Linked DNA regions of Homo sapiens: regions 2, 3, 4, 5, 6 and 7 are each linked to region 1. A link is a loop called in an ENCODE intact Hi-C map of the cell type or tissue named here. Cell type or tissue: PC-3. All regions are shown on one strand. Links, peaks and the distances in the headings refer to the core of each region. The heading gives the core; the rest is flanking DNA. Region 1 holds the start of ARHGAP28 (Rho GTPase activating protein 28). Region 2 overlaps MIR3976HG (MIR3976 host gene). Region 3 overlaps TMEM200C (transmembrane protein 200C). Region 4 overlaps LINC01387 (long intergenic non-protein coding RNA 1387). Region 5 overlaps ARHGAP28 (Rho GTPase activating protein 28). Region 6 overlaps ARHGAP28 (Rho GTPase activating protein 28). Region 7 overlaps ARHGAP28 (Rho GTPase activating protein 28).

Region 1 (4,382 bases), core at 301-4,300:
TGGTTGGCAGACATTTTGAGGAAGAAATGACAGATTTGATCATCGATTGGAGGGAGGAGTCCAAAGTGAAACCAGGGTGTCTACAATGTGAATTCACAAGAGGAGGAGGGCTCCGTAGCTGGCAGGATGGGGCGTTACTGCAACGCGGGGCATCTAGAGGCCGTGTTATGGTCAAAATGGTTACAAGAAAAGACCCTGCAGGTATTTCATATTGTGAGTCTGTAGTTTAGAAAAATAAAAGAAGAATGTTCCATGCGCAGAAAAAGTTCCACTACTATAATTCCTTATGGTAATTCTAAAATTCTGTAAGATAAAAATTACAAGCTTTTATGAGGTTTGGTGCCAAAACTTATTGGGTGATAAACCTAACCTGAACAAATGTGAGGCTATCTATAGACTTTATCCTACTCAAAGTCAATATTCATTTTTTTTTTGTTGCAGAAATAATACACTTAAATGTACAGTACTGTCCCAAATTTACTGGGCTGAGGGTTTTTATATTAAATGGTGCATGTATCAAATTATCATTTAAAAATAAAAAGTGGATATAATTTCTGAAATGTATCTGTTCCCAAGGTTTTAGATGAAGAATTGTGGATATATATATCAATACCTACAGTGGTTTTTTAACTTCACATTTTAAGAAGGTATTGTCTTAGTTTTATGCATTGGCATAAAGCACAGTAAATAAACAGATGCCTCTTTTTATCTGAAAATTTTGGAGAATAAAGCATTCTTTGTATGTGTCTTTTCCATACACTCATGCTTAGTAAGTTTCTTTGTCCATAAAATTGGGATAATAATACTACCTACCTCATAGAATTGTTTAAACAGCTAATGTACACCATCTAACACATAAGTATGTTAGCAAATTTAGTCATTATTATCTCACCCCTTTAATTAATAAAACATTTTTAAAAAGCATTTTGGATGAAAAACTTGTTTTCCCAACCTCTGAAAGTGCAATGAAAATAAATGTGTCCCTTCTTGTTGAATGTAAAGAGCAAAGAGTACCCCCATTTCTTGAAAACCTAATATGTACTTGTTGCTTTAATCCCACGAGATGAACGTTATTTTCCCCATTTCACAGATGCAGCAACAGAGATTCTGAGATGTTAAGTAGCATGATCAAGTTGCCCTCCAGTAAGGGATAGGTTAACTTGTCTTTCCACTTCGTCTAGCTCCTAGAGATGCACGGAAGAGACAGCAGATAAAACACATTGTCCGTGTGAGTAAAACATTCACGTGGGCCTCTTCCTAGGCATACTTCTGGTTACTTTTTAATCAGCTATAAGAATGTTGTTTTTCCATTTGTGCTATTAGTCCTATGTGGATAAGGACATACTTCAGACTCAAGATTTCTAATGATGCCCCTTTTTATCTACCTCGAACCAGTCCCTACATCGTCCCCCACCAACAGTAACTTCTGGAAATAACACCCATTTGGCTTATAATAATAAAGTCTAATTTTCAGACAAGCTGCAAACGGTATCTGTTAATGTGATCATGATTGGGAGGAGGAAAGGGATGTGAGAGTGAGGTAAGAGTCTGGTAGTGGCGCACTGAGGGTGTGGGAGGGAAGCGTTCCCTTGCTGTAAAAGGGGATTACCTGACCCAAAAGGAAATCAAGTTTATTGTAACTTGACTAAGTAAACAGCAATGTAATCCAGTTCTTCAATTTTTGATGTGGATGCTTTAAATGAGAGAGTGTCACATTTTCTCCTTTTCTTCCCTAGAGCACACATATCAAACCCGGCCTCTCTCCTCAGCCTGAGGTATGGTTTCTTAGTCTCACTCCTCGCAGCCAGGCAGGAAATGTTCCCAGCCACAGGATAAGCCTCCAGTTGGAAGAGGGCTGGGAGGGGGAGTGAGAAAAGGAAAAAAAAAGAAACAAAGAAAAACAAACTTTACTAGAGCCGCTAGCAGGAGCCCCAAAGGATCCCGGCCGGTTTCCAGTTTCCTAGAAGCGGGGATCACACCTCCCCGCGCACTCCCGACACATGCGCGCGCACGCACACACAGGCGCACACACACAGACACACAGGCGCGCGCACACAGGCACACACATGGACACACGGGCGCGCACACACAGGCACAAACACAGGCGCACACATAGGCGCACACACACACAGGCGTGCACACGTACACAGGCACACAAACAGGCACACACAGGTACACACGCACACACAGACAGGCACAGACGCACGCACACACACAGGCACACAAACAGGCACTCACACAGGAGCGCGCGCGCGCGCGCGCACACACACACACACACACGCACTATGCCCGCCCCCACTCCAGCCCGTGGGCGTGGTTCCCAGCGTCTGCGAATTCGCGCGCCCGGGGCGGGGCGGGCCTGCCCGGGGGCCCCTGACAGCCGCGGGAGAGAGCGGCTGGTCGCACCTCGGGCCGCGCCGCCCAGCTGCTGACAGCCTCCCGGCGCGCCGGTCCATGCTGGTCCCGGTCTTTGTTCTGGGGCCGGCGCCGAGACATGCGCGGCTGACGATGGAGGTGGAGGACTCGGGCGGCGTGGTGCTGACCGCCTACCACTCGTACGCGCGCGCCCAGCCCCCCAACGCCGAGTCGCGCTGCGCGCCCCGCGCCGCAGCCAGCCACCCGCTCAGCAGGTACCCGGAGCCGCTCCCACCAGGGCGGCGCAGTCGCGCTGGGCTTGGGGGGTTCGCCGTGCAGCTGCGCCTTGTGCCTGAGCGCACGACCGCCGTCACTGGATGTTGTTTCAAGTTTTGGTGGACTAGATGAGTGAGCCTGGGGTTCTTTGCATTGTCTTTGACTGGAGGTGGGAAACGCTCGAAGGCTCCACCAGCCTGGGCTGAAGTCGTTGGCTAGCAGAGATTAGCAAGCAGCAGGATTGCATTCTTGATACGATTTGAGGATAAGTCATGTGTATATATATATATATACCTCATTTCGGCCAAAGTTGCCTATAAAACATCGGGAAATTAAAAAATATTCCAAATGAAACACAAGCAGCACATGAAAAGAAAACAGTAAATGAATAACCCTAAATCCTCAGAATACTCCTTTTGAGAGCTTGTTCAGTAACTGCATGCCTGGTTTAAAATTTAGGTTGAGAAATTCTCTAAAAAGTACACCTCAATAGACTTTTAAAGACAATTTTATTTCTACATGTTAAAACCTTTCAATTGTATAAAGGCATTGGTGTCATTATTTGATTACTGCTAATGTCAACTCTATGCTGTCAATGCAATTATATTTCCTTTTGGTCAAAAGAAGTCTATAAGCATCTCATCCTGTACATTTCAGATTTAATCAAGGATCTATGTTAAATTACTCTATCAGTGATCATCCATTTGATGCAAGATCAAGGCCAATGAGACTTTCATTAACTGAAACAAAAACGTTTAAGTGGGTAGACAAAAGTATTATGATGAGTGAGATGGTTAGATATTTGATACATATTTGGGGGAAGTTTTATTTGTGTAAATGTGACTATCTGATCCACTGACGAGTGCTTTTCTTTACAAGGGGGCAGTTTGAGTGGTGTGTTTTCATCATGTTTATTTTTAATCATTTCTTTTATCTCATACTTTTAACTTTAGTTGTGCGATAATTACTTCTGTTTCCTAATTTAATTGATTGTGATTTTAATTGATTTCCTAATTAACAGATTGTGACTTTATTTCAAGGAATATCTTTTTGGCTAGTATCCATGAGAAGAACAAAGTACATTGGCAAGAGATCTATGTTGGGCTTGGCTAACAAAGAAAATGTTGTTTCTTTCAAAAACAGCAGGTTGAGTGAAATCTCATTTTTATATAAAGACAGTGGGAAAATCACATTTTTTTTCCAGCTTTAGGAGTTGTGCATATACTTTTAAAGGCTGCTCGAAGATATAAACTGGCATTTGTCTTTAGGGTATTTTCTTTTCTAAACATAATTATTGGCTGTAAGTACTCAGATTATGACTAACTAAATAAATATATATATGTGTGCGTGTGTGTGTGTGTGTGTGTGTTTTGATGAAAAGCATGGGCCAAGTTTGTCCATTTCTTAAACGGTTCTAGTGTAGCTGTCCTGTCTATAATTCCCAGCAGCTGTCTCAGAACGCCAGCCAGATTGTGCCATTTGGGCAATTTGAAACTACATCCTTTTCCAAAGCAAACTAGAAGCAGAAGTTCTATTAACTCAGCATGTGGTCTTGTGGAATGATAATACATGAGAGCAAGCGTTACGTGTCAGAGCTAGTATTTCACCTTAAGGTTGCCAATTAGATTCACGTTGTTCCAAGTTTGCATTTTTGGTGACTGCCCTGCACTCTGTCTATGGGAGCCTTGGTACCATTGTTCCTCTGCTGCAGAACCCCCTGGCCCCCTGCAACCCAATCACAAGAGAATAGC
Region 2 (4,382 bases), core at 134-4,133, 850 kb before region 1:
AATGTCTTTTTCATCATCATGATATTCCACATAGTTCTGATTCTGCCAATAGAACTAATTTTACAGTAAATGTGGTTTGTCAATGGGCTCATGTTCATGAAATTCACCAGTTTCAGTCATCTAAACAACTAGCCTGAAGGAATGATGGAATGGCCTTTTGAAGGCTTAGTTGTAACACCAGCTGTGTGGCAACACTTTGCAGGCTGGGGTAACATTCTCTAGAATATGGTATATTCTCCAAGTCAGCAAACAGTATGCCTTGATGCCTTTCCCATAGTTATGATTCACGTGTCTAATGATGAAGGGGTAGAAATGGAAGTGATTCCTCCCACTGTTACCTCTAATGACTAGTAAGTGAATTTCACTCGTATGTGAAATTTTTGCTTCCCGTAGCTGCAATTCTGGGCTATGCTAGTCTAAAGATCTTAGTTCCAAAGACAGGGATGCTTCCATGAAGCACAAAGTGTTGGTTCCATTAAACTGGAAGTTGAGATTGTCATCTTGGCAAAGAAAGGAGTGCCTGTACTAGCTGATGTGACTATTCTGACTATCAAGTGGAAATTGGTTTGCTACTCCACAGTGTGGGTAAGGAGGCTGTCCCGAATGCAGGAGAACCTGATAGTGCCTGTTAGAATTACTATGTCCTATAAGGAAAAACTACAGCAACCCCATATAGGCAGAACAGCTCTGGGCACAGACCTTTCAAGAAGGAAGGCTTAGGTCACCTGCCAGAAAGGGAATCACAACCAGCCAATGTTCTTGCTCAAAGTGAAGAGAATAGAAAATATGAAAACTTATTTCTTTCTTCCTTGCTCTGACTCTTCTTTTGTCTAACTTATGATACGTTAATAGTAGTTCACTTGATTATATACCTCAATACTTAAACTACAGGGTGGCAAAGGGTTGGGGGTGAACTAGCTACAAGAATGAGCATCACTAAAGAAGACTGAGTTTGTACTCTTTTTTGTAGAGAGTTTTGCTGTGTTTTCAGGTGTGTGAGAGACAGCTACATCACATTAGGTAGAAGCATGATGTTGCTTATGTCCTTATTTAGAAATTAAATATAGTTAAAGAGGTGCATATGGATGCCAAACTGACAACAGATGGACTCTGGTGTTTTTTAACCATGTGGACTTGGTTAGGTTAGACCTATTTTCTCAGAATATACCGCTCTGTAGGATTCTGAGTTAGAGTCAGCCAGAAGACCAATTTGAAGAAGGTGGAAGTAACACAGCAGTTGTTGCCCTTGGGGGTCATTGCGTTCGATGAGGTTACAGCAGATGCAGTGGCACCAGTGGGCTCCAGCCTGTCCTTACTCTCCCCCTCTCCGCAGCCAGCTCTTCTTCTGAAGGATGACCACCTGGAATAAGAGCAGCCCTAGGCCCCCCACCTCACTCCAGGTGGCAGATCCACAGAGATGGTAGCGATACAGAAGCACAGCTTCCGATGGCTTCCCCGTGTCTTCAGTTTGCAGCCTTATTTCGGTGCTTGGACGTGCTTAACTTCTCAGGTTGGTGACTTCCCCCGAAACTCCAAATTCCTTCCTGGAACATCACTTTCCCCAGATCCTCCTACGACCAGACAACGTCCCATTCTTGAACTAAATCCCTTGTGCCATAGAGAGCTCACAGTGCCTCTGCTTTCTGAGTGAACCCTGAATGATTCAAAATTCTGTATCACACCAGGGGAAGAAACTTCCAAGTGGTGAGTGATTGAGAGAATAGTTCCTACTCCTGGAAACCAAATAATTGCTGGTTATTATCATGTCATTATTAACTAGTAATAATAGTAGCCGGCATTTACTGAGCACCCACCATATGCCAGACACACGGCCTTATATGCCTTGTGCCATTTAATACTCACAAAAACCTGCTGAGGTAGGTACTTGTCCTATTTTGCAGGTGAGAAAGTTTTTAGAGCTAGCTCAGTGCTGAAAATGTACACTCTTGACTATGCTATTTTCATAAAATTCTCCTCCACATGTCACACATTGAAATTATTTGTTTACATATCAGTGTCCTCTACTAGAATATGACATTTCAAGGTCAAAAAGTACATATTTTTGATATCTTCATTCTTAAAGACAGAGTCTGAAAATTAGAAGGTCTATGATAAATGTTTGCTAAAGAAATTGATGAATAGAAGGAACAGTGGTGAGAAGTGTGGCCGGCATTAGTACTTCTGGTTAAAGAAAACTGGCAGTGAGTCTTGCGACCGACATTTGTTCACATTTCCAGGATGGGAGCCTAGCTACATAAAAGAATTCAGAAAGAATACAGAGTAAGCATATGCTATTAATGGGAGCAATGGTGATAAAAAGAAAATGTTATTATCCAGATCACTTCACATTTTGGTGGGAGGTCAGGGACAACAGGGAAGGGCATGCATTTTATAGAAAAAGCATTTCAAAAAGTACTTTGGAATGTGGCATTTGTTTTTACTTTAAGGAGCACATACACCTACTTGGCAGTAGGGGGAGCAAGATGCAGGGAAATCTAAAATTTTACACTGGACAAAAAATGTGAAGACAACTGAGTCATCTAGGGATAAAAGCATGGGAAAGTGATTTGACACAAAGCTGTCTGAAATGGGCTATTGATATATTTTAAATACTAACTCCTTAACTTAAAATAGTTTTGAATTGGATACTTGAAAGAGTGGGAGGGTGAGAGGGAATGGGTGATGAGAAATTACTTAATGGGTACCAGGTACATTATTCAGGTGATGGACACAGTAAAAGCTCAGACTTCATCATTATTCAAGATATCCATGTATCAAAATTGCACTTGTACTCTTTAAATTTATATGAATAAAAAAATAAAATGGTTTTTGAAATTTCTCAGTAGAGCCCTAGCATTCTAGCACACACTCAAGGGAAAATTGGGCAATGATCAGTATAGGTTTTCAATAAGGATAGAGTAGGATACGTTGTTTTTTAACCTAAATCAGCAGATTTGGGCCAGGTGTGGTGGCTCATGTCTGTAATCCCAGCACTTTGGGAGGTCAAGGCGGGTGGATCACCTGAGGTCAGGAGTTCAAGGCCAGCCCGGCCAACATGTTGAAACCCTGTCTCTACTAAAAATACAAAATTTAGCTGGGGGTGGTGGCAGGCCTCTGTAATCCCAGATATTTGGGAGGCTGAGGCAGGAGAATTGCTTGAACCCGGGAGGCAGAGGTTGCAGTGAGCCGAGATTACGCCACTGCATTCCAGCCTGGGTGACAGAGCAAGAATCCGTCTCAAAAATAATAATAATAATAACAGATTTGCTCTTTAGTGGTAAAATTCACACCACATTTATGCCAATTAGACCCAGCCTTGAACACTTTGTGGTCTAAAGAAAACCAAAATTGAAGGGAAAACTAATGGTACCATTTAATTGAAATTCCCTAGGCATAATATAGTGTGATAAGATAAAATGTGTATTGCTATAAAGGTATGTTTTGCTTATTTTGTAAACAAGGATTATATTCTGCTTTGGAGTGCAAGGAGAAAGTCACAGTCTAGTTTTATGAAGACCAAACTAGAGAAAATCGAGTTATCTTAAAGTGTATGACATCTCCACAAATGAATGTTTATGGCTTTACACTTGGAGTGTTCTTGGAACACTCTTCATAGCAAATCCTCCCTCAGAAGACCCCCACCTGGCATCAGAACAAACGTAAGTTCTTTCAAAATTATTTTGACCATCTCTGAATTTTTTAATTTGAATCTAGGAGGAAAAATCCTGTATATTCAAATTGAGCAATGTAATTGGCTAATGAATTGTTATTATTTTAATTTAATGATGCAAACATTTTGAAATCAATTTCAATGCCTGTAAAGTTGACATTTGTTTGGTTCACCTCACTTTCAGGGCATTTTCTTGTCTAATTAAACCCATGTAGCAAGGACCAGAGCTCCAAAATACTTCAGTCTTCACTTAGGCTGATAATTCTGATTATGGTGGGCATAATGAGAATCCAAACAATTTCACATGAAAACCAAAATATAATATAAAAACTCTCCATGGAATTCATCAAGTCTTATGTATCGCTTTGCTAGTATAAATATGATCAAGTTTCTTCCTAAGCCTGGGCCATGACCAAATTCTATGACATATAAATTTTGTTTTGGAATTTTTCAATTTTTCTTAAGGTCACAGCCTATGTCATTAGAACTATGGCATACATAGCTTGTCAGTCCTATTATCTGCTTGAAGCAAAGGTTTTCTTGCTATGGCATGTGATGATTTATTCTCAAAAGTATTTATTTTTGTTCACAGACTTCAAAATCAGTAAGTTACAAAATTGACTTGCTTTAAGTTTCAATAGTTCGTTCATTGATGCACATGTGTGTGTGCACATACATGAACACTAATCACACCTCCAGGATCTCCTTCAGC
Region 3 (4,382 bases), core at 305-4,304, 840 kb before region 1:
TAAATGTCACTTAGCATTTGATAAATGTAACATTTACAGTGCATTCTCCGAGGACTGGAAACAGTATTGTAGAACACCAGAACCTGTTTTCCCCTTGAAGTAACACGCTATCTCAGTATATAAATTACCCAGTACCCAAGGTAATGGAGAAGAAAACCTAAGGAAGTTTGACATTTACTTTGGAAGTGTGATAAAGCAATTGAGACTGTTGAAATTTAACACTACCTTGAGGTCTTATTACACTTGCATGTCACTCCTTAGTGCAAACTCACTTTTGCTTTATAGAAGAGCCCAATATATTAATCTACAGCCTTAAAGTGAGTTACCGGTTTAATGCAGATCCAATCTGAGAATAAATTAGGCCCTTTTAAAGTGTATTACAGAATGTTGAGCTAATGGTAATTGACGACGTATATTCACTCTTTGCCAAGTTGTAGGTACAAATGTGATATGATTACATCCAGGACAAGAGCCTGAATTTAAGTAAGGCTTTTAGAGCTGAAGATCATAGAGATTATATCATCTACCAGAGGCCCAGAGGGATTAAGTGATTTGTCTAAGGTTATACAGATAATAGGTGGATATCCCAGATTTCAGACTAGACTTTCTTGAGCTCAAGTTCAAGGAAGGTCCATTCTTCTACACTATGCATTCAGCAATATATTACAATGGTAATAATAATTACAATAACCCCCATCTATTGAATACATCCTGTGGGCCAAGGGTTCTGGTAAACTCCACACATATAAACCCTCCTCTGACCCTGACCCTGTTCTATTCCTCTCATAGCTCCATGAGATATGTCTGGTTCTCTTCATTTTACAGAAAGATGACTGAGACTCAGAGTTTGTGACTTGTACAAGGCCTCACAGCTAGGAGATGCCAACAGCTGGGTCCAATCTCAGCTCGGAATCTGCACTCTGTCTACAGGACTAGCGCTTTGCCCAAGGAGACCAAAATGAAGACATCTTGTCTCCTGGTCTTGAAAATTAACTAATTCACTTTTAATGACATCAAGTGTAAACAATCTACCAAATTATTAAAACATTATCTTTTTGTCTATGTAGGCCATGGATCAAGACCATTAACTTATAATCAGTGATAGCCAAGAGGATGGGAAGAGAATATTAAGCCTGGTGCTCTGCAAATTAATACTTGCAGGTAAATGAGAAGTATCATAGGCATATTACTATTTACTTAACGTTTCATTCTATTTGAAAGAGAAATTCCCAAATGTTAAATACTACCCTACATTTTAAGCTTAAAAATACGCTGGACATGCGACAATGGTGCTGAGTACTTTGGGGGAAGATCACAACAGTCCTGGTAGCAGTGTCACAGCAAAATATTTCAGAGGTACCAGATGAGCTAGCTCCAAGGCAAATGAGGCAATATTATGTTTAACTGTTTGTTCGGAAACTTCTTTTATTAAAAAAGATTTTAAATATTAATGCTATTTTCAATACAGGTGTGATAACACTCAATAAAGCATGGTGTACTTGATATAAATTTCGGAATGTAACAGTCCATCTAGTTCCTGGTCCCCTCCAGTCTCCACCACATAGCCTAGTAGCAAAACGTACACACCCGTTTAAAAATGAAGAAGCTTTTGGGCATTGGGTGAGCACAGTGGGGTGGGGCAAGGAAAGTGCTCGTTCCTGAATTATTCATGCTTTTGGCTTTGACTTCAGTTAGTAACATCAATTCTAAGAGAACTGAGACAAACTCTTCTATGTTCCGCAAAGGAATGGAGAAAAAAGCCTGCCATTCGCAAGCAGCTGTGGGCAAAACCAGCGCAGAGTACAGGGGTCGGGAAATGAGGGATTAAAAAAAAAAGTCGGAGTAAAGTGCACAGTTACTGTCAAAAATATATTATTTTGATCCTAAGAAAATTAAAAGATTTTATCTAATGGACTAGATTGCTGACCTTTTAATACATTTGGTTTTCATTGAACATACAATCACCATCGGACATAAAAAGACTAGTTTGCTTAAAAAAAAAAATCCTTGGAGTTATCTACAGGAATCTTGTGGACGCAATTCAAGGATAACATTCTGCAGCTCTTTGGATATTGAATGATGTCCTCGGATCAGTCCACAAAAGAAACAGGGACCTGTTAATGCACTGATTCAAGTGGGCGTTTCTCCCATTTTCTCTTTCCTCCTCCCCAACCCACCCCTTTCTCTAAATGCCTGTGCTTTCCAGTTCTTCTTCTACCCCTATGGCATGAGACCTGGAAATCATGATGAGTTTCTCCTTGTTTGTAAACTGCCTCTGCACCGGCTGAGGTTGCTCGGCCGTGGGTGGCTCCTGGCTGGCACCCTCCGGCGAGCTCTGCTCCGCACCCAGAACGGGGGCGGCCACAGCAGAGTCTCGCGTTTGACCAGCTACTGCGTCCAAGACCGACTCGGTGGAGGTGCCGGCCTCCCGCAGGGGTGTGTAGCCCTTATTGCTGCTGGATGGGTCATCCGACTGGGAGCTCCCGGAGTCCCGCCTGGTGGGGGGCGAGCCCTCCAGCCGCAGGGGTGGCGAGGGGGAGGCGGCCTTGGCCAGAGGGCTGGAGTCCGGGTCCGCACTCCCCGGGGAGGGCGGGGGCTCGGGGGACGGCGGCGCCCGGTAGTCCGGGAGCCCGCTGGTGCTGCGGCGCCGCAAGGCCGCGTACCTGCCGGTCCTGGGCAGGCGGCCGCCCTGCCCCCTGGCGGCGCGCGCCGCTACCGCGCCCTCGGGCTCCTCCGGCTCCCGGCGCGCCCCGCGCATGCTGCCCTCTGCGCCGCGGAGGTTGGTCATGCTCAGGTCGAGCTCGCCCCTCGGGATCTCCTGGGAGCCGCGTTCCCCCGGAGGCCTCTGCCAGCTGCAGCTCGCGCCCTCCGCGTCCCCGCCCCTATCGCGGCCCCCTTGCAAGGGCAGCAGCGCGAAGGCGCTCAGCGAGGAGTCCACGAAGGAGCTGGCCGTGCTCTGGCGCCCCCAGCTCTCGGGTGGGCTGCAGGGCGCCGGACTGCTGCAGCTGCTAGCGGCTGCGGCGGCGGTGGCAGCGGCGGCCCGGCGACTGCCTGCCACGCCCGAGCGCTCGCGGTAGACGCTGTACACGGCCTCGGCCAGGCTCGGGGGCTCCCGCGGACAGCGCGGGGAAGAGGCCAGGTCCGGCGGGGACGCGGCGCCCCGAGGGCGGCCGCCGCTCGGCGCCGCGGGGTGAGGAGGCCACGAGCCCTTGGCCAGCATCGCCGCCGCTCCGAAGGCGTCCCCGGAGCCACCGCAGCCCCCGGGCTTCAGCTCCAGGCCCCGCGACTGCACGTAGCTGAGGAAGCCGTTGAGCGGTATGGCCCCGGGGGGCGCCGCGGCGGGGGCAGACGACGACGAAGAGGCGGCGGCGGCCGCGGCGGCGGCCGCGGCGGCCGCCAGGTCTTTGGCGCGGAGGCTGTGCACGTCGATGACGGTGGAGTAGAGGTCCCGCAGGTTGATGATTTTGGTCTTCTTGTCCCGGTTCTCGTGGAGGACCGCGTTTGCGCAGATGAAGAGGAAGATGCCGATGCCCATGATGAGGGGCCCGAAGACCTTGAGCTTGTCAGAGTGCAGGTAGCCAGAGAAGATGCGGAAGAAGAAGCCCACGGACGTGGAGGAGGAGGACGGGGAGGCGGCTCGTGCTGGAGGCGTGCTCCTGGGCGCGCCCGCGGAACTGGAGTTGACACCCCCTGGAGCCCTAGGGTGGCTCCTGGACCGGTTTTTGCTGCCACTGCTACTGCTGTTGGCCGTGGTTGGGACCCGGTGGCTGCTGCCCGCAGGCGGCAGCTGCTTACCCCCCTCCCGATTGGTCCCGGTGGCCTTGGGCCAGTAGCCCACCACCGCCATGGCTATGCCCACCAGCAGCACCAGGATCCCACAGAGGGCGATGAGCCCTGAGATGGAGCACAGCTTCAGCTTGCCTTTCACCACCACCACGTCGTTCTTGCGCCTCTTCTTGGCTTTCCGCTTGCGCTTGGGTATCTGGCTTGGGGGGCGGAGTGGATCCTGCTTTCTGGCGGAAATCCTTAGCAGGCCGCCGGTGGCGATCATGGCGAGCTCCTGGAGTGCAGGACTAGCCTCTGGGATGGAGGCTTGCACAGGGAGGGCGCCAACTGCCCACTAGCTGCTCAGCCACCTCCTCCTGCTGCAAAGCAGAGGAAGACAGTCAGAGGGTGTCAGCTTGGCTGCAGTGACATCTCACGCTGCAGCTGCCCTACTCCCAGATCCCACTCCGTGTGTGCCCCCCACCCCAGGGCCTTTATCCACTAACTGAAACAAGGCCGTGTACAGAGGCTGGAGCCAGGTAGACACTAGGGAAGGGAAACGTTGTTGCAACAACTAATAGGTGGTTATAAAACATTGCAATAACTAATATGTGGTG
Region 4 (4,382 bases), core at 250-4,249, 190 kb before region 1:
TGAGCTGTTAGATACCTAAATAAAATAGGCAATAAATTCGATGATGGTAGATGCTCCAAAGAAAAGTAGAGTAAGGAGGGGGATGAAAAAGTGCTGAGAGTGTGGGTTCTGCATCTTAGACACCTTGAGAGAACATAGATACCAAAAGAAAGGAGCAAGGAGGGAATGAGCTGTCTGGAGCAAAGTGGGTCTCAGGCAGGGGGAAAAGCCAGTACAACCCGCGGGCAAGCCTAGTGTGTTCCGAGTGTCCAGAGCCAGGAGAGAGAGGAGGGAAGCAGGAGAGATGAGTTCGGAGAACCCAGTGATAGCACAGGGCCTTTGGCCATTTCAAGGAAGTTGGCTCTTACTGAGCAGGAAGGGAAATATTGGACGATTTGGGGCAACAGCTTGACATGACCTGTCTTAACATTGAAACCAAGTCACTCTAACTGGCGGTGTCTTTTTTTGTGGCTTTTTTGTTTTAGTTTCTGGGACAGATTCTCCTTCTGTTGCCCAGGCTGGAGTGCAGTGGTGCCATCATAGTTCACTGCAGCCTCCATCTCCCAGACTCAAGCAATCCTCCCACCTCAGCCTCCCGAGTAGCTGAGACCACAGGTGGTGCCACCACACCTGGCTAATTTTTTTTATTTTTTATTTTTTGCAGAGACTGGGTCTCGCAACGTTGCCCAAGCTGGTCTTGAACTCTGACCTCAAGTGATCCTCCTGCCTTGGCCTTCCAAAGTGTTGGGATTAGAGGTGTGAGTCACCACTCCTGGCCCTAACTGGTGTTTTGAAAACAGATCAAAGGACAACAACTGAGGAAGCGGGTGACCAGTTGGAAGGCTATTGCAACGAGCCAGGTGACTGTGACACAGGTGGTAAATGGCCGGATTCAGGATCGATTTTAAAGGCAGAGCTGATGAGTTTCGAGAGAAAGAAAGGAATGAAGGATGATTCCAAAGCTTTCCACCTGAGCAGTTAGAAGAATGAAGTTGTCATTTGTTAACAATGGGCAGGACTGTGACAAAAGCAGATTGGTCTGTTCTGATTGTGTAAGATTTGAGGTGATGCGGAGGGCAGGGTTGAATATGAGCTGAGGAGAGACTTGTGGGCTGGAGATACAAAATGGGACTTCCTACACATGTGGAGAGAGAGAGAGTGTGTGTGTGTGTGTGTGTGAGAGAGAGAGAGTGTGTGTGTGTGTGTGTGAGAGAGAGAGAGAGAGTGCTTTTCTCCAAGGCTGGAGAGGGTGGACAAAAGAAGGAAAGAAAAGCTAAGCAGAACACTAAGGCTTAGTTTCTGCCATTTCTCTAAAACGTTCACAAAAGTTGGTAAAAGTTCTTAACATTTTACAACATTACCTCGACCCTCACATTCTCCACGTGACAAGTACTCCGCTGTTCATGTGCTTTCCTAGGTTTCCAATAAACCAGTGAACTCTTAGGAATGTCTCAGACATTGCTGATTTCATCATTTTAAAAGATTTTCAAATACTGTTGGTGTGTGGAACTCCGTGGAAGCCAAAACCTGATTTTGTTTTTTTATTGATTTTTATCTCACCATTTCCTGTACACACTGTAGGTTGGGAGTTTATTTTTTATGACTTTTTCTTTGCACAGTTGGTGAGTGCTGGCATTTAAAAAATATTTTTAATAAAAAACAATTGAGGAAGTTGCACTGAATCCTGAATAGGTTTATGCCCTAGTTCTTTAGAACTTTTGCCATTTTCTGAGAGCTCAATGCTAAATTGATTACTGACTGCCTCCCAAAGAAACCCCAGTCAAGCAATTGGTATGTGAAGGGAAATTTTCCAAAGGACACACCTAACATTTGTCGCATTAGACTTTCCACTGTCTCCTTAAAACAAGCTAGATCACCTGAAAATTATGCAGGTATCTATTTGCCTCCTGTATGTGTCGTGAGTAAATACATCACGAAGCTTTAAATCTCATCCAAAGCCTTGCTTTTTAAAGGGCTCAGATGCAGTTTATACAAATCTTCGGAACTGTGGAAATGATTTGGATAATTTTATTACTTTAATTTTTCCAAACAGACAAAGGGCAGCATTGTGTGCTGGCCTTCGCTACATGAGAACTTCCTGTTTCTCTAATGAGGGTTTAGATGTTTCAGGAGTAAGTCAGGATGTAGTCGGTCTTAGCGAAGAGTGGAGCAATTGTATACTTGGAGGTGTCCCTTGTCTGACACAGGCTGCTACGAACGGCTGCCTTCCCATCTGTTCCCAGCCTCACACACTGCCTGGAGTGGTGGTTCCAGAGCCCCCTACAGGGGAGCACTTTCCTGTTGCAAATTACACACTGCCTGGAGTGGTGGTTCCAGAGCCCCCTACAGGGGAGCACTTTCCTGTTGCAAATTACACACTGCCTGGAGTGGTGGTTCCAGAGCCCCCTACAGGGGAGCACTTTCCTGTTGCAAATTACACACTGCCTGGAGTGGTGGTTCCAGAGCCCCCTACAGGGGAGCACTTTCCTGTTGCAAATTACACACTGCCTGGAGTGGTGGTTCCAGAGCCCCCTACAGGGGAGCACTTTCCTGTTGCAAATTATCGGGGTTTTCTGCTCTGTACTGAGACTTGCCCTTTGTTGCCTTTGTTCTTTTGGGGCCATCATACACCCAGAGGCAAAAATAAGGAAAGACATTACTCCTGCATTTTTACCTACGTTTGGATGGAATGAAATCTGTGAATGCAATCCCATAAATACATGTTTGAACCAAAGCAAGACACTATCACCACAAGAGGCATGAGGGAAGCATGCCAAGGGGAAAAAAAAGCAGAGAAAAGGGCATCCGCTATTACGAAGTTGTGATAAGCATTGTGAAGTTTCAAAAAAGAAAATAATTTAGGAGCTCTAATTAAAACAAAAAAAAGAAAAAGAAAAAAAAAGCTGGATTCAGTGGCTCACGCCCATAATCTCAGCACTTTGGGAGGCAGAGGTGGGCGGATCACTTAAGATCAGGAGTTAGAGGAAGCCGGGCCGAATGGTGAAACCTCGTCTCTACTAAAAATATAAAAATTAGCCAGGCATGGTGGCAGGTGCCTGTAATCCCAGCTACTCAGGAGGCTGAGGCAGGAGAATCGCTTGCACCCAGGAGGCAGAGGTTGCTGTGAGCCGAAGTCACGCCACTGCACTCCAGCCTGAGAGATAGAGTGAGACTCCAACTCAAAAGAAAAAAAAAAAACAAACCCAAACCTTAGGCTCCCCTGGCTGGTGGCGGCCCCTCATCACATTCTTATAATTAAGGCAAATAACTGGCTTCATTATTTTTTCTAAGTCACATAGTGCTAAAATAAAGTAATTTTTTAAGGATCTGCTTCAATTGAGTATTTTAGTATTCCATCCTCACAAGACTCGCTGTTTAAATTGTAGGCAGTGTGTAATAGAAGACTCACAGGATCCTGACATTCACGTGTTATTCACATGCTATTCCTCCCGATAGGATTGGGCTGCAAGTACAAGGCTATGCATTGCTCACCAAAACATTTTTAATCTCAAAGCAACTTTGACGTTCTTACTGGCCCCTTAATAGGTACTAAAGGTTGATCCCAATTTATCTGAGAGGATGTTTTGGTGTTAAGAAGCTCCCAGTCTGACATCTGAAACCAGCAAGCTGGGGAGCGTCTTTAGGATTTTAGTCCTGTTTTATTACAATCTCCAAACATACTGGACAGACTTCCTTGCACTGCAGTCTGCGTGTCACCTGAACTGTAATGTTGCCAATCTTTCTCCTCTAGGTTCTAAGCAACTGGGCCAAGAAACTGCTGAGTCTATATTTGAATCTTTTTTGGGACTTTCCAGAAGCTCAATAAATATTATTAAACTGAAATACACTAAATAAGTACTTACAATGCCAAAAACCTTTTCTATTGATGTGCATATTTTGATTTCTTTTGTCAGAACTTCAAATTTATAAATCATATTATTGTTACCAAAGATGAATGAGAGTTTATCTGTCTTGGAGAGGAACATATGTAAATGAGGATATGAATGACTACTTTTAATTTCATGAAAAAAACGTACATTGCAACCAACAATTTGCATTGTAAATATTATAATTAGAGCAGAGACAATCCCTGGCAATCTTTGAAGAAAGGCTGGTGAAATCTTTTCAGAGAAAGCTTTTATTTTCCTAAGCAGCCTACATAGAGATTTAATCTGATTATTTAGTTAAGTTCGTAAAGATGAGCTTTTACAAAGCCTTAGCAAAGCCCATTCATCTTGCTAGTCCCTTACCTGAAGAATAGAAAAATAAAATGTACTTTATTTTATAAATGTTTACTTAGATTAGATTCCTTTTTCCTGCACATCTTGGTTTTATTTATTTTATTTATTTATTTTTTTACGACCTCTAAGGACCAAATCTCCAGCCTGTTAGAAATGATGCTA
Region 5 (4,382 bases), core at 296-4,295, 150 kb after region 1:
CTGCTGAAATTCTTCACAATATTTCTGGATTGTTGAAGGATTTGCTGCTGTTGTTGTTTTAGTGTCTTTTGTTTCTTGTGTGAAAATAGAGAATATGTCAGTATCGTTGTCTTCAAAATCATAGTAGGATTGTTTGCACTTTCTCTGTATTTGCTTTTTTAAGAATTTGGAATCATTTAAATTTAATTTTTATGGTAGAATAACTGTTGTCTCAGCAAGCATATATAATCAGTTTAAACTGGGAGATTACTAAAAGTCTCTTAAAGTGTGCAGTATGGGATAGATAAACCTTGATTTAAAGATTGACTGCCCAAGAAGGAAAAAAAAAACATATGTTTAGAGCTCTCCTGGGATATACCTAGGTGTGTTTCCTGTTATGTGTGTGTCACATTTATTCCAATTAAGGGCCATGGTGTGTGCATTCCATGTGGTGCCTGACATGTATGTTGTTTGACAATATTGGGTGTTCCTTATAAAGAAGGCAGTTTCCACAGTTGCAATGGCAATGTTATCATATACTTTAGACTGCTGTTTTGCTTCTAATTAGCATAGCAGTGATCTGCACATTGTTCTAAACCACATATTCATATTTCTAGGATGCAGCATGCTCCTTAGAGATGTTTTCCAAAGAACACGTTCTACTGCATAGATTTAGAGTGTCCAGGTGGCATTTGAGTGAACGCATAATAATTTTCCTTTGCCATAAAAAATAAATACCTTCACTGTGTGTTTTAGAAATTTAATGTTCAGAAAACCAGATTTGGCTTAACTGAAGCAGGAGATCTGTCTGCTGAAGACATGAAGAAAATCCGCCATCTCTCTCTGATTGAATTGACTGCCTTTTTTGATGCCTTTGGAATTCAACTGAAAAGGAACAAAACAGAGAAAGTAAAAGGACGAGGTAACTAAGAAGACTGATTGCTTCTGGCTTTAACACTTTGACACAGTGGAATAAGATAATGCTTTTCTAATTCTTTTTTTTTTTCCCCCTTTACTGTCTCACAATGAAGACAATGGGATTTTTGGAGTTCCACTTACAGTCCTCCTGGACGGTGACCGAAAGAAAGACCCTGGAGTGAAAGTTCCCCTGGTATTACAAAAAGTGAGTAGCAGGCAAATGAAAGGGGAATTCACAGAGCCTCATGCTTATGATTTGGCACTTTGTAAACCCACAAATGAATTTTCTTTTATATTTAAAGACACTATCGCCCTATTAGGACTCAGGCCCCTGGTGATTTTCAGCTTTATTCCATGCACCGCATAACGGCCCATGGCGCCTGGGCCAGTTGGCCTTGCTGCATTCTTTTGGAGCCTGTTACATTTTGTTTGCCTATAACACATCAGGTGACAGACACAGATGGTCTGACCCAGGGCACGAACAGTTGCATTTTTTTCCAATATTTTTTCAAATGTTATTTGCGCATATGAATGTGTTTGTGTGTGCATTTGATTATTCTATCTAGATAAAGATGACCATTAATTATTACCAATGCATATATAAATCATACAAATATTTGCTGAGATATAGCATAGGCTGGGTTTTAAAAATGTGTATATGTGTAATCATTTTATCAATTTTCCAAACCAAGTTTAATAAAATCTAAAAACCAGCATGTTCCAGTCATTTTCCGGTGTGTCTGGGCAGATAGGATACATTTAGACAAAAAGAATAATTTTGGTGGAAGGAGGTTTCGAAAATGATATTATCTGAACTATAAAATGCTAATATCTCTGTGACTATTGTTGCTGAATACCTGATTTGCTTTTAAGTCATGTTGTTTTATAGCCAGCAATTTATACTGGTTTTTACCTAAGTGTGCATTTATTCAACAGTGACATCCAGTGGCACAATTAAAATTCCTAGTCCTTAACACAAATTTTGTGGAATTTTAAATTGAGTTTTTAAATGATATTTTAAAATATTGTCTAAGGAAACATATACTTACCTGACACTGATAATCATACATCACTTGTTTAGCTTCCTATATTTTGCTACCAGTGCCTCAAATTGAGATACTTCTCAAGTCAGGTGACTGATTGGCTGGAGATAGGAGCCAGGAAGATGGCACCGAGATGGCCAGAGGATACAAGCAACACCTTTGTACACACGGGCCCTCTGTGGGTGACTTCCCTAGGCAGGGCTGTGCCAGTGCTGTTTATGTAATACCACGTCTAGTCAGCACAGAGCAGCCCAAAGAGGCTGGTGTTACCACTGCCCTTTTACTGATGAGGCAACTGAGGGATAGAAGAGTGAGAAAACTTAGCCAAGACACACAGTCAGCAAGAGGTGGAGTGGGAAAAGGAGCAGTAGCAAAATCCAGAGTCCATGGTGACGCTGAGATTTTCTTTCCTTCATTGAGTTGAAACCAGCATTGTCTTTGTCCTGTATGTAAAGGACAGAGTTTAAAATATCAAAATCAAAGACGATTCAGCACATGAGTTTATAGTACTGTGTAGGTACAAAAATCTAGCGTAGAACTTAGCAAATAGAAAGTACTCAATAAATGCTAGTTAAACTAAATATGGATTTATATCATATTGGCAACATGTTAGCTGTTATTACTACTGGATGTTAAGTGTTCCTCGCTACGACACCTCAAGATAGTACTCTCCCACTCCTACAAGAGAGGCTTTTCTTACAGACATGTTTCTTCTTCCTAAATGTCTGTTTGCCTCCATACCTAGAAGAATTACCTTAGTTCCAGGTACCATCCACCATCATTTCTTGAAAGGAAAATAGCAGAGAAGCTGGATCCCCTTCTTACTGGGTGAACTTGGCCAAGTTATTATCCTTTCCAGAGAAGCACTGTGAGGTGCTTTATTACAGTGAATCGAACTGTTCTCCTTAGTCTCCTTAGCAGTAGAATAGGGTTATTGTGAGGATTAGATGAGTTAATGCAGGTAAAGGACTGAGAATAGGAACTTACACATAATCAATGCACAATAAATGGTAGTGTTTATTACTTTTTTAACACCTATCACCATCCTGAGAACTCACGAAAGCTATTAATCTTTACCCCGTCTAAACTCCTTGATCAGACATCTAGAATTCCTATAGTTTCTTAGTCAGAGTGATTGCAACCAATGACAGTAGATTTAGAATCTCTTGTTACTGATCAGTCTGCAGAAAGAGTTATAGTAATCAGATCTTAAAAATGGTTAAGAGGCATGTATAATTTTAGAGTGGTTAAGAGCACGAACTTGAGTCAGTGCCGTTACTTACGAGGTTGATCTTGGGAAAGTTGTATAACTGCTATAAATCTCTACTTTCTCATTTGCATGTCGGAGGATAACGTTGACGTCATAGGATGGTTATGAACATTTAACACAGCATTCAAGTGCCAGGCAAATATATATATGCTTGGTAACTTATTGATTCATGTCATCATTGTTACTGTTTCATATGTTTATGATCATATAGAGGTACTTATTCTGGTAATATATCATTGCTTTCTAGTTTTTTGAGAAAGTTGAGGAATCAGGTCTGGAATCTGAAGGAATTTTTCGACTTTCAGGATGTACTGCTAAAGTCAAGGTACCGAACATTTTGTCTCTTCCTAGGTAGAGTTCTAAGCTAGCTAGACCCAGTTCACACAAGCATCGGGGATCCAGATATTTGTTGTTGTTTATTAGATATTATCACTTGGTCCTTCCTAGTATTCCTTGGTACCTGTGGTAAAATGTTTGTTCCAGAGTTTTTTCATGATCCAGAATTTTAAAAATCAAAACGGAAACATTAAAAAACCAAAAACAACAATGAAATAGCACATCAATTCACCATCAAAAACTGCTGCTTGCCTTTAGTTTGGAAAAAATGAAATAGCACATCAATTCACCATCAAAAACTGCTGCTTGCCTTTAGTTTGTAAAAGTTGAAACGTCTCACTGCTGTTTTGGAGGTTAAACACCTTAGTTTGTTGTGCTCCTCTCAGCCGTGGAATTCACTAAGCCAATGTTATATGAGTCTTTATTTCCATCATTCGTTGGTTTAAACATTCTTTGGCTCTCCCTTTAGTGAAAGCTCTTACAGGAATTTGTAGCAATGGCTATAACCACTAGAATACTCACTCAGCAGTTCCAAAACCCAGTTCCACTTACAGTAATGTTAACATCCACATCTAAAACCAGCTGTTCAGTGTGAATCTTATTCTTTTGCTTTCTTACTTCCATGAGGTGGCAAACTCTACAGTACAATAAAGCAAAGAACTGTTAGAAAAGAAAAGCTTTTCTCATAAAAATCCAGCAAAACATCCCACTGTGTCTGCGGGTAGGCATACACCATGGAGAGCTCATTCCTGTGGTTGGATCACTCCCTGTCTTGCAGATGTGAAAACCTGAGCAGTTTTAAAAGCTGGATCCCTGAGCAAACAGTCTCAGGGGCA
Region 6 (4,382 bases), core at 183-4,182, 160 kb after region 1:
CTTTCTGTTTTTCTGTTGAGGTGACCTATCTTTTCATTCATTATAATCATATTTTCCTTCACATCATTGAGCACAGGTACAATAGCTGCTTCAAAATCCTTGTTGGCGGCCAGGCGTGGGGGCTCACGCCTGTAATCCCAGCACTTTGGGAGGCTGAGGTGGGCAGATCACGAGTTCAGGAGATCGAGACTATCCTGGCTAACAAGGTGAAACCCCGTCTCTACTAAAAATACAAAAAATTGGCCAGGCGTGGTGGCGGGCACCTGTAGACCCAACTACTCTGGATGCTGAGGCAGGAGAATGGTGTCAACCCAGGCGGTGGAGCTTATAGTGAGCCGAGATCGTGCCACTGCACTCCAGCCTGGGCGACAGAGCAAGACTCTGTCTCAAAAAAGAAAAAAAAGTCCTTGTTGGCAGTTCTAACACCTGGGTTATCTCAGGGTTGGTCTCTGTCTTCTTTGAGAATGGGTTACACTTTCCTTGTTACTTTGTATGTCAAGTAAATTTAAAGCTTATTCTGAACATTATGAATATAGTCTTTGGAGACTATGGATTCTGAAGTATTTCTCCAAAGAATGTTGTTTGGTTTCTTTTACTATTGTTGCTCTTTTAAGCCGGCAGTTTGCTTGACTGGACTCAAATTGCCAGTGGTCTTTTGGGCAGGAGCTCAACTGTGTGTTCAGTTGTTCAATCCTTCGCCGTGTTACCCCACACACGCATGGTTTGTGGGTCAGCCAGAGATTTGGGTGAAGTTTATACCAGAATTAGGACCTTCCATCTCTGGATCACTCATTTGTTTTTGTTTTTTGGTAGTTTGAATTATGCAAGGAGGATTCAAACCTCTAATTCCAGATCTGTTCAGAGAATCATATTTAAGAAGGGTATATGAATATATTAATTTTCATCCTCCAAAATATTCAATCCTTGTGTTCAAACCATGCCAAATGATTCCCTGACTGTCAGTTACAAAACATACTTTATAGTTTTTGTGCTTTTACCCAAATACTTCACTAAAGACCTAATCGGTATGACTTCGTAATTTTCAGAAACACTGTGTGACGTTGTAATTTTCAGAGACCAATTATCTTCTGTGTAGCATTTACTGCATGCTGTATCATCATTACTGCCTATCTGACTACAGCCAGTACATTTCACTGAAGGGAGAGGTTCTGAGAAATATCCTGAAAGGGTTCACAAAGAGTCCACATTCCTTCGTATGACTTTGAAAGTGAAAAATACTATATTGCAGGTGGTTGATTTGATACCAGCGAACCCTGCAGGAAACCCAGAGTTCTGGCCTGCTACCAGCAGGAAATAATGGCCTTTTTGCCACCTAAGTAAGCTCTAGTTGTAACAAGATTCTCTGAAGGGGAGGATTGTGAACAAGCGCGTGTGTGTGTGTGTTTAAGCTGTCCCTCTCAATACCCTCAAATGGAGCTCAGAGAACACAGAGCCTTTTCCACTAATGTCGTTACTTTCTCTTTTCAAACTTGGCCCCAAACTTGACCGTAAAATTAAAGGACTAGTATCATCATCAATCAAGCCTCAGATGCTTTCATTACATGCTTAATAACTTTCTGGGGAAATAATGACCTCAGGAAAGAGAATACTTGTGACGGGGATGTATTAAATGAATTAACTACAAAACTATTAATCACAAAACAGCGTTGGGCCAGGTTTCCTAAGTAAAATGAAAATGGATTATTTGCCAAATTAAACTTAACTTAAAAGAGCTTCTTAATTTCTCTGAAGTTAATGGAAACACAGTGGTCCCAAGCCTACATCTGCATCTCTTGTTTTTTTCTTCCCCAGAGTTGTTTTTTTTTTTTTTTAATTGCGTTGGAAGATTAGAGACAGTCCTCAGCCTGCAGTTTATGCACTAACATTATGTCTTGTCTGCCCCTAAATGCTTTGCACTGAGACTTGCTCTTAAAGTTTCTATTATTCAGGCAAGCTCACAGCAATGTGTATTTGCTCTTTTCAGTAACATCCTGGACCTGCGTCATTATAAATTTGATACAAGTTATCCACAAATCTACACATGGATTTTTCTTCAACAATATGATCCTCCCTCTCTCCCCATATTGCTTGGTTGTATACACTTGTCATCTACTCCTGAACTCTAGCACGCACAGCTCCAGTAACCTACTAGCTTGTCACAAGTGTTTCCACTGCTATACAGCTCAGTTAACTTCACCAGCAGCTGACTGCCTTCCAGCCATTGAATAGAAATAGATTTTCCTTCAACTTGAGAACTCCCCAGAGATTCCAGAACATAATGCTTTCCTCCAAGAACTCCCCACCAAGACACCATTTTGAAGAAAATACAGAGGGACAAAGGAAAGCCTAGATTCTCTGGTGTATTCTAAATTTTCAGCACAGCTGGTCGTGGATTATCCAGCTGTGGATGGAATCCCTGAGTATAAATGCCAACCCTCTGGCGCCATCTTGTGTCATTACTGAGGAAGAAAATACTCAACAATCTCCAAAGATCCAACTACAGTCATCACCTTCCCTAAGTGTCCATGGAAGATCTAGAATAAGTGTCATAGATCATAAAAGTAAGAGCAAATATGTAGAAAGATAACTATGTACAGGTACTGATTTAAACACTCTACATGTATTAACTCATTTAATCCTCATAACAGCCTGTGAGGTAGATACAATGACTATTCCTATTTTACAGATAATAAAGTAGATGCAACAGGGATTAAATAACCTGCCCCAGGTCACACAGCGACTAAATAGTAGTCCAGGTTTGAAACCTGGTTCTAAATCTGTGTTCCTAATACTTATACTTTTCTGCCTCATTATATGGAAGCAAGGTTTATTTTCTCTTGTATTGAGTGAGCTTCACTTCTATTTATAGTATTAAAGGAAGGGAAGGTCTGCGAAAGTACTTTGAAAGGGAAGTGCTATCCAAATCCAGAATTATTCTGAGGATCTCGTTGGCCACCTGCCTCAACAATGGCATCATGGGATGGGAAAAGGGAGTTGATGGACAGAGGCTCCTGTCCAAGTGAACAAATTTACATTGCTGGGCACAAAACCTGAGTCTTTACCACCAAAAGCTGTCAGGAGCCCTCCTGTGCCACCAGATGCTAGCAAGAAATGCTGTCAGGATGCATCAGGGCTATTTAAAATGTATGACTATTTCTGTTTTCTTGTTAGGAGGGCCTCACGTCAAAGTACAGTTTCAAGCCTTACACCTCATGGTCATGGCGCTGCCTGATGCCAACAGAGATGCAGCTCAGGTACGTCGTGTCCACCTCACAGCTTGTCCTGGGGCTCTTATTGCTCAGAGGACATGGCTCATATAGGAAAATGAAAGTGGAGATGACAGCTCACTGAGCCACCTGAGCATGCTGCAAACACACGGCCTTTCTGTGCTCCCACTGCCCTTCTCCTGAGGAAGACAAGAAAGAGTGGAGATCTTGGTATCTTGTTTTTTTTTTTTTTTTGAGAGACAGAGTTTTGCTTTGTCACCCAGGCTGGAGTGCAGTGGCACGATCACAACTCACTGCAGCGTTGACTTCCCAGGGCCAGGTGATTCTCCCATCTCAGCCTTCCAAGTAGCTGGGACTACAGGTATGTGCCACCACACCCAGCTCATTTTTTGCAGAGGCAGGGTTTTGCCATGTTGCTCAGGCTGGTCTCCAACTCCAGGGCTCAAGTGATCCTCCTGCCGCAGCCTCCCAAAGTGCTGGGATTACAAGTGTGAGCCACCACGCCCGGGCGGTATGTTCTTAAACATTTAAGTTTCATTCACTCCATTCATCCCAGAGATGTTGACTGTCTATCCTGTGTCAGGCATTGGGCAAGGTGTTAGGAGTAGAAGAGGCAAAAATGAAGGCTTAAATAGAACAATGTCATAAGTCAATAAGACCATTATGTAACTTGTAAAATAGATTCTATAATTGCTGGTCCTCAACTACTCACATTAGTCTGGTGTACTGAAGTGGAAAGAAAACTCTGATGAGCGTCCTCAGGGAGGAATTTGAAATCACTGGTTTAAATTTCTAGCATGTTCACGTTTTTAAATTTGTGAAAATAATTCAATTTAAATAGTTCTAGAATTTCAGAATTTTAGAGATCATCTGATAGAATTTGGTCATTTTACATATTAGGAAAATGAAGCAGAAAAGTGGTTTCTCCACTGATATATAGTAGAACATTTGATAGAATCATATTCTATAGTTTCATCCCCAATTTTTCTCTCTTTATTTCACATTCATTCTTTGCTGTATGTTGGTAAAAATCAAAGTTTCTCTTGCTCTCTGGATAATCATTCTATATACAATAGGAAATTTGTTTTAAGTACAACAGGTATTTGGAATCTTTGAAATGAAATTGAGATAAGGATGAGTTGAAAAGAGATGGTA
Region 7 (4,382 bases), core at 190-4,189, 78 kb after region 1:
GCTATGTTGCCCAGGCTGGCCTTGAACCTCTGGGCTAACACTGTCTTCCTGCCTCAGTCTCCTGAATAGCCAGAACTACAGGTACATCAGGCACATGCCACCATGCCCAGCTGAAAGAGGGGTTTTGAAATCTTTTACTGTAATTTTGGTTTTTGTCTATTTTTCCTGGCTGTTCTCTGAGTTTTTGCTGTATTTGTTTTGAAGCTCTTGTTAATATGTAAAGTTTGAAGATTGTTATTTCGTCTTCATTGATCTTACTGATTATTATAAAATGATTTGCTTAATCTCCAGAAGTCTTTTTGCTCTATAATAAAATTTTTCCTCTATTAATATAGCCACTACAACTTTCATTTGATTTGTTTTAGCATGGCATGGTTTTTTTATCCTTTAATTGTAAGCTATTTATGTCCAGCATACTGTTCTGTATTGCTTTTTAATCTGGTCTGATAACCTTTGCCTTTTTTTTTTTTTTTTTTTTTTTGAAACGGAATTTCACTCTTGTTGCCCAGGCTGGAGTGCAATGGCACGATCTCAGCTCACTGCAACCTCTGCCTCCCGGGTTCAAACGATTCTCCTTCCTCAGCCTCCTGAGTAGCTGAGATTACAGGTGCCTGCCACCACGCCCGGCTAATTTTTGTATTTTTAGTAGAGACGGGGTTTCACCATGTTGGCCAGGCTGGTCTCGAACTCCTGACCTCAGGTGATCCACCCACCTCAGCCTCCTAAGTGCTGGGATTACTGGCATGAGCCACCATGCCTGGCTACCTTTTCTTTTTAATTGAGAGGTTTACACCATTTATACTTTAATGTAATTATTGATGTGGTTGCATTTAAATATTATTTTTATTTGCTTTATATTTTTCCTTTTTTTAAAATTTTTTGGAGACAGAGTCTCACTCTGTCGCCAGGCTGGAGTGCAGTGGCAAGATCTTGACTCACTGCAACTTCCGCCTCCCGGGTTCAAGCAGTTCTCCTGCCTCAGCCTCCCAAGTAGCTGGGACTACAGGCACACGCCACCAGGACTGGCTAATTGTTTTGTTTTTTTGTATTTTAGTTGAGGCGGAGTTTCACCATGTTGCCCAGGCTGGTGTCAAACTCCTGAGCTCAGGCAGTCCGCCTGCCTCAGCCTCCCAAAGTGCTGGGATTACAGGTGTGAGCCACCGTGCCTGACTATTTTTCCTTTTTTCATTCTTCTTTTTCTTCTTTTTTGGCTTCTTTTGGTTTAATTGACAATTATTTGCTTAACATCTCTTTGTTGTGTTATTTTAGTGATTCCTTTAAGCTATGTATTATAATCTTTATCAGTTTACCTTGAAGTAAATTGTCTGAGGTTAAAAATAAACTGAGTAGATTAATGGCATAGTAGACATAGCACAAGAAAAAGATTAGTGAATTTGTAGGCAAAAGCAGTAGAAACTTTCCAAAATAAAACAGAAAAAAAGATTGAAATATATATATATGCAAAGAGAATAGTGATATAGTCAAATATGACTATATTTTTATTTGTTATATATATATATGACAAAAATTTTATAACAGTCCACTTCTGTATCTCCTTCTCCCTTGCAGGCCTTTCTGCTATTGTCATGCATTTTTATTATTTTTGTTTTAAACAATCAATTTTAAGGACATTTAAGTAATCGGAAAATAATTTTATATTTAACCTTGAACTTACTGTTCCTTATGCTCTTCATTCTCATTATAGATTCATATTTCCATTTGGTATCATTTTCCTTCTGCTTGAAGGATTTCCTGTAACATTTCTTATGGGGAAGATCTGCTGCTGCTGAATCTTTCATCATTTTTATGTCTGAAAAAAACCTTATTTCTCTTTTATTTTCAAAGGATATTTTCATTGGGTTGATAGTTTTTCTTCAAGTACTTAAAAGATGTTGTTATGCTATCTTTCAGATTGTATTGTTTCTGACAAAAACATCTGCTGGCGTCCTTTTCTTTATTCCTCTGTACATACAGGCTTTTTTGTTTGTTTTCCTCTAATTGATTTTACGATTTTTTCTTTATTGCTAATTCAAATAAGTTGATTACGGTGCACCATGGTGTTGTTTTCTTCATATTTCTTATCCTTTGAGTTTATTGAACTCCTTGAATCTGTGGTTTTTGTGTTTTCATCATTCTGTTAGGGTGTTTAGAAAATTTTCTTTGTGTTTTCTTAAGATGTCAGTATTTTCGCTGGCTTCTTAAACATGCAGAATAAAGTTGTAATAACTGTTTTCATGTCCTTGTCTACTAATTCTGTCACCTGTCATTACAAGGTTCATTTGTAGTGATTGCATTTTCTCCTCATTATGGGTCATATTCTCTTGCTTATTTGCAAGCCTCGTCATTTTTTATTGGAATTTGCAGTGTGGATTTTTTTTTATTAGGGGCTGGATACTTTTATAGTTCTATAAATATTTTTGAGCTTTGTTCTGGCACTTGAAAACTATTTGATCCTTTCATATCTTACTTTTAAGATTTGTCAGGTAAGACCAGAGCATTTAGTCTAAGAAAAAGCTTTTCCCCACTCTAGAGGCAAAACTCTTCTGAATACTCTATCCATGGTCTTATAAATTATGAACTTTTCCACTTAAGCTGCTGAGAACACAAACTATTCCTGACCCTCGGTGATTACTGGGATCCTGTTATCTGATTCTTCCAGTGATTTTCCCTGACTGAGGGTAGTTTCCATATATGAATTTGCTGATTCTATTCAGCTGAAGGCTTGACGGGGCTCCTCTGAGGAGCTCCAGAGTTCTCTGTCTTTGGAGATCTCTCTTCACCAGTATCCTGTTATGTGAGCTCCAGGGCTTCCTTGATTCCCAGCTCCATTTCCTAAACTCAGACCCTCAGGCTCAGCTGGGTTCCCTGCTTCTGCCCCATGGCCTGGAAGCTCTCCCTAAGCAATAAACTGGGGCTATTGTAGGGCTCAACTTGTTTATTCCCTGTTCCTCCAGGATCACTGTTTTCAGCTTCCTGACATTCAATATCTTGAGAATCGTTTCATATATTTTGTGTATGTATGTGTGTGTGTTTTTCATTTCAAGTGGGAAGTGAGTCTGGTTCCTGTTACTCCATCTCGGCTGGAAGCTGACACATTTATGAGGCCATCTGATATCCTCCTATTGGTCACAGGGGCTCTGTTTATTTATTTTTTCACTCTTTTTTCTCTGTGTGTTTCTGTTTATTCACCAGTATCTAATGTATTGTTAATTCTACTCATTGGAGGTATTATTTCACATATTGTATTTTTTATGTATAGACATTTCATCATTTATGTCTTCTTTTTCCTTATTCATGTTGTATTTTAAAGCTTTAAAGGTTTTGAGTATTTTTATTATAGCTGTTTTAACATTTTTTCTGCTAACTCCATCATCTCTGTGTCTTTCTATTGAGATTTTTCTTCTCATTATTTGTTCCTTTTTCTTTCTTTTTCATTTATTAAGTAATTTTCATTGGATTTTGGAAGTTGTCAATTTCAAGTGGTCAAGTCCTAGATTTTGTTGTATTTCCTTAAAGAGTGTACAGCTGTATTTTGGCAGCTAGTTCAGTTTCTTGTGGATATTTTTTCGGGGGTTACATTCTAGAGCAGCCTCTAGCTAGAGCAAATTTAGCCTTCTTAGTAAGGCATGAGACTTCTAAGGTTTCCATTGTATATCTTGTGTATTTGACCATGTCTCTTTACTCTGGCAAGTGTGAAGTCTTACTCTGTCATGGTTTAAAGCATAAGTCCACTTGATATATATATTTTTAGTATACACACCAGTGTACATACATTTTCCTAGCTCTGTATGAGCAGTGGGAACTTTTGGATTATAGCTCCGTGGTTCTTTGTGTAGAAGTTAATTTTTGCCTGATCTTGAGAAGGTTCAACTCATGCAGCCCTGATGGGCATTCAGCCAGAGTCAAGGGGACCCCCATGCCAATTCCTAAAGCAATATCTCTTCATTGATTTTATTTTTTCTGGTGCTCTGACCAGAAGATTCTAGCCAACTCGCCTTCCTGAGCTTTGATCTCTGCTTCTTCACCTCAGTGAGACTACTGGGCTCTGTGCAGGAACTCCTTCCATGTGCTCTATTTTGGAAATTCCTCTAAGTAGAAAGCTACATTGATTAGAAGGCTAATTTAATTTGTTTTCTTTCTCCCTGGCATCATAGTCCTGTTTTGCCTCTTGTCAAATCTTAAAATGGTTGCCTCCTCTATTTGTCCAGTTTCTAGTTGTTTATAGTGGGAGAGTAATTTTTATCCCCATTGCTGTCATAGTTGGAAATGGAAATTCACTTTATATATTTTTAACCTACGTACCTGCACAAATGACCATATAAAGTATTTGTTTTGGCTCCATTTGCCCTTACTAGAATGAAACCATAATGAGGGTGTATTAG

What was found. Hi-C counts contacts between places; a loop is a spot of excess contacts. Peaks named below come from ENCODE experiments on the same cell type or tissue, not always from the same donor. Only the 100,000 strongest peaks of a DNase experiment are listed, where the experiment ranks them.
Region 2: it touches region 1 in a loop (3-fold over the local background); 2 of 110 quality-filtered maps call a loop at or near these places.
Region 3: it touches region 1 in a loop (2.6-fold over the local background); 4 of 110 quality-filtered maps call a loop at or near these places.
Region 4: it touches region 1 in a loop (4-fold over the local background); 25 of 110 quality-filtered maps call a loop at or near these places.
Region 5: it touches region 1 in a loop (5-fold over the local background); 34 of 110 quality-filtered maps call a loop at or near these places.
Region 6: a loop joins it to region 1, with 4 times the contacts of the local background. A loop is called at or near these places in 39 of 110 quality-filtered maps.
Region 7: a loop joins it to region 1, with 2.3 times the contacts of the local background. A loop is called at or near these places in 7 of 110 quality-filtered maps.

The regions. Positions count from the first base shown.
Region 1 is chr18:6,727,314-6,731,695 of GRCh38, forward strand. It overlaps ARHGAP28 (Rho GTPase activating protein 28), which reads left to right and starts at 2,403. Exons shown (of 18, transcript NM_001366230.1): 1 at 2,403-2,630. The coding sequence starts at 2,509. It overlaps ARHGAP28-AS1 (ARHGAP28 antisense RNA 1), which reads right to left and starts at 2,549. Exons shown (of 2, transcript NR_134645.1): 1 at 2,407-2,549; 2 at 1,614-1,855. RefSeq lists an enhancer at 2,173-3,136 and silencers at 2,306-2,395, 2,606-2,705. In PC-3, for the core only: CTCF peaks have their summits at 2,646 and 2,845; DNase peaks (open chromatin) are centred at 2,028, 2,478 and 4,128; H3K4me3 peaks cover 2,849 bases; H3K27ac peaks cover 2,981 bases.
Region 2 is chr18:5,877,110-5,881,491 of GRCh38, forward strand. MIR3976HG (MIR3976 host gene) reads left to right here. Exons shown (of 10, transcript NR_172496.1): 6 at 1,334-1,510; 7 at 3,462-3,659. Among named protein-coding and RNA genes, the nearest start is that of TMEM200C, 16 kb to the right of the region's middle. In PC-3, for the core only: a CTCF peak has its summit at 2,473 (motif pointing right); a DNase peak (open chromatin) is centred at 2,492.
Region 3 is chr18:5,888,013-5,892,394 of GRCh38, forward strand. TMEM200C (transmembrane protein 200C) reads right to left here. Exons shown (of 2, transcript NM_001395400.1): 2 at 1-4,145. The coding sequence starts at 4,051. The coding sequence ends at 2,186. It overlaps MIR3976HG (MIR3976 host gene), which reads left to right. Exons shown (of 10, transcript NR_172496.1): 9 at 1,068-1,161. Among named protein-coding and RNA genes, the nearest start is that of TMEM200C, 5.3 kb to the right of the region's middle. RefSeq lists a silencer at 2,551-2,770 and an enhancer at 3,288-3,815. In PC-3, for the core only: a CTCF peak has its summit at 2,707 (motif pointing left); no DNase peak of the experiment used is centred there; H3K4me3 peaks cover 938 bases.
Region 4 is chr18:6,539,086-6,543,467 of GRCh38, forward strand. The region is part of intron 2 of LINC01387 (long intergenic non-protein coding RNA 1387); the gene reads left to right. Among named protein-coding and RNA genes, the nearest start is that of LINC01387, 30 kb to the left of the region's middle. In PC-3, for the core only: CTCF peaks have their summits at 2,412 (motif pointing left) and 2,630; no DNase peak of the experiment used is centred there; H3K4me3 peaks cover 593 bases; H3K27ac peaks cover 720 bases.
Region 5 is chr18:6,872,674-6,877,055 of GRCh38, forward strand. ARHGAP28 (Rho GTPase activating protein 28) reads left to right here. Exons shown (of 18, transcript NM_001366230.1): 8 at 736-901; 9 at 1,011-1,102; 10 at 3,458-3,535. Among named protein-coding and RNA genes, the nearest start is that of LINC00668, 55 kb to the right of the region's middle. In PC-3, for the core only: a CTCF peak has its summit at 1,842 (motif pointing left); no DNase peak of the experiment used is centred there.
Region 6 is chr18:6,883,986-6,888,367 of GRCh38, forward strand. It overlaps ARHGAP28 (Rho GTPase activating protein 28), which reads left to right. Exons shown (of 18, transcript NM_001366230.1): 12 at 3,172-3,254. Among named protein-coding and RNA genes, the nearest start is that of LINC00668, 44 kb to the right of the region's middle. In PC-3, for the core only: a CTCF peak has its summit at 2,439 (motif pointing left); a DNase peak (open chromatin) is centred at 2,446.
Region 7 is chr18:6,805,022-6,809,403 of GRCh38, forward strand. All of the region lies in intron 1 of ARHGAP28 (Rho GTPase activating protein 28), which reads left to right. Among named protein-coding and RNA genes, the nearest start is that of ARHGAP28-AS1, 77 kb to the left of the region's middle. In PC-3, for the core only: no CTCF peak of the experiment used is centred there; no DNase peak of the experiment used is centred there.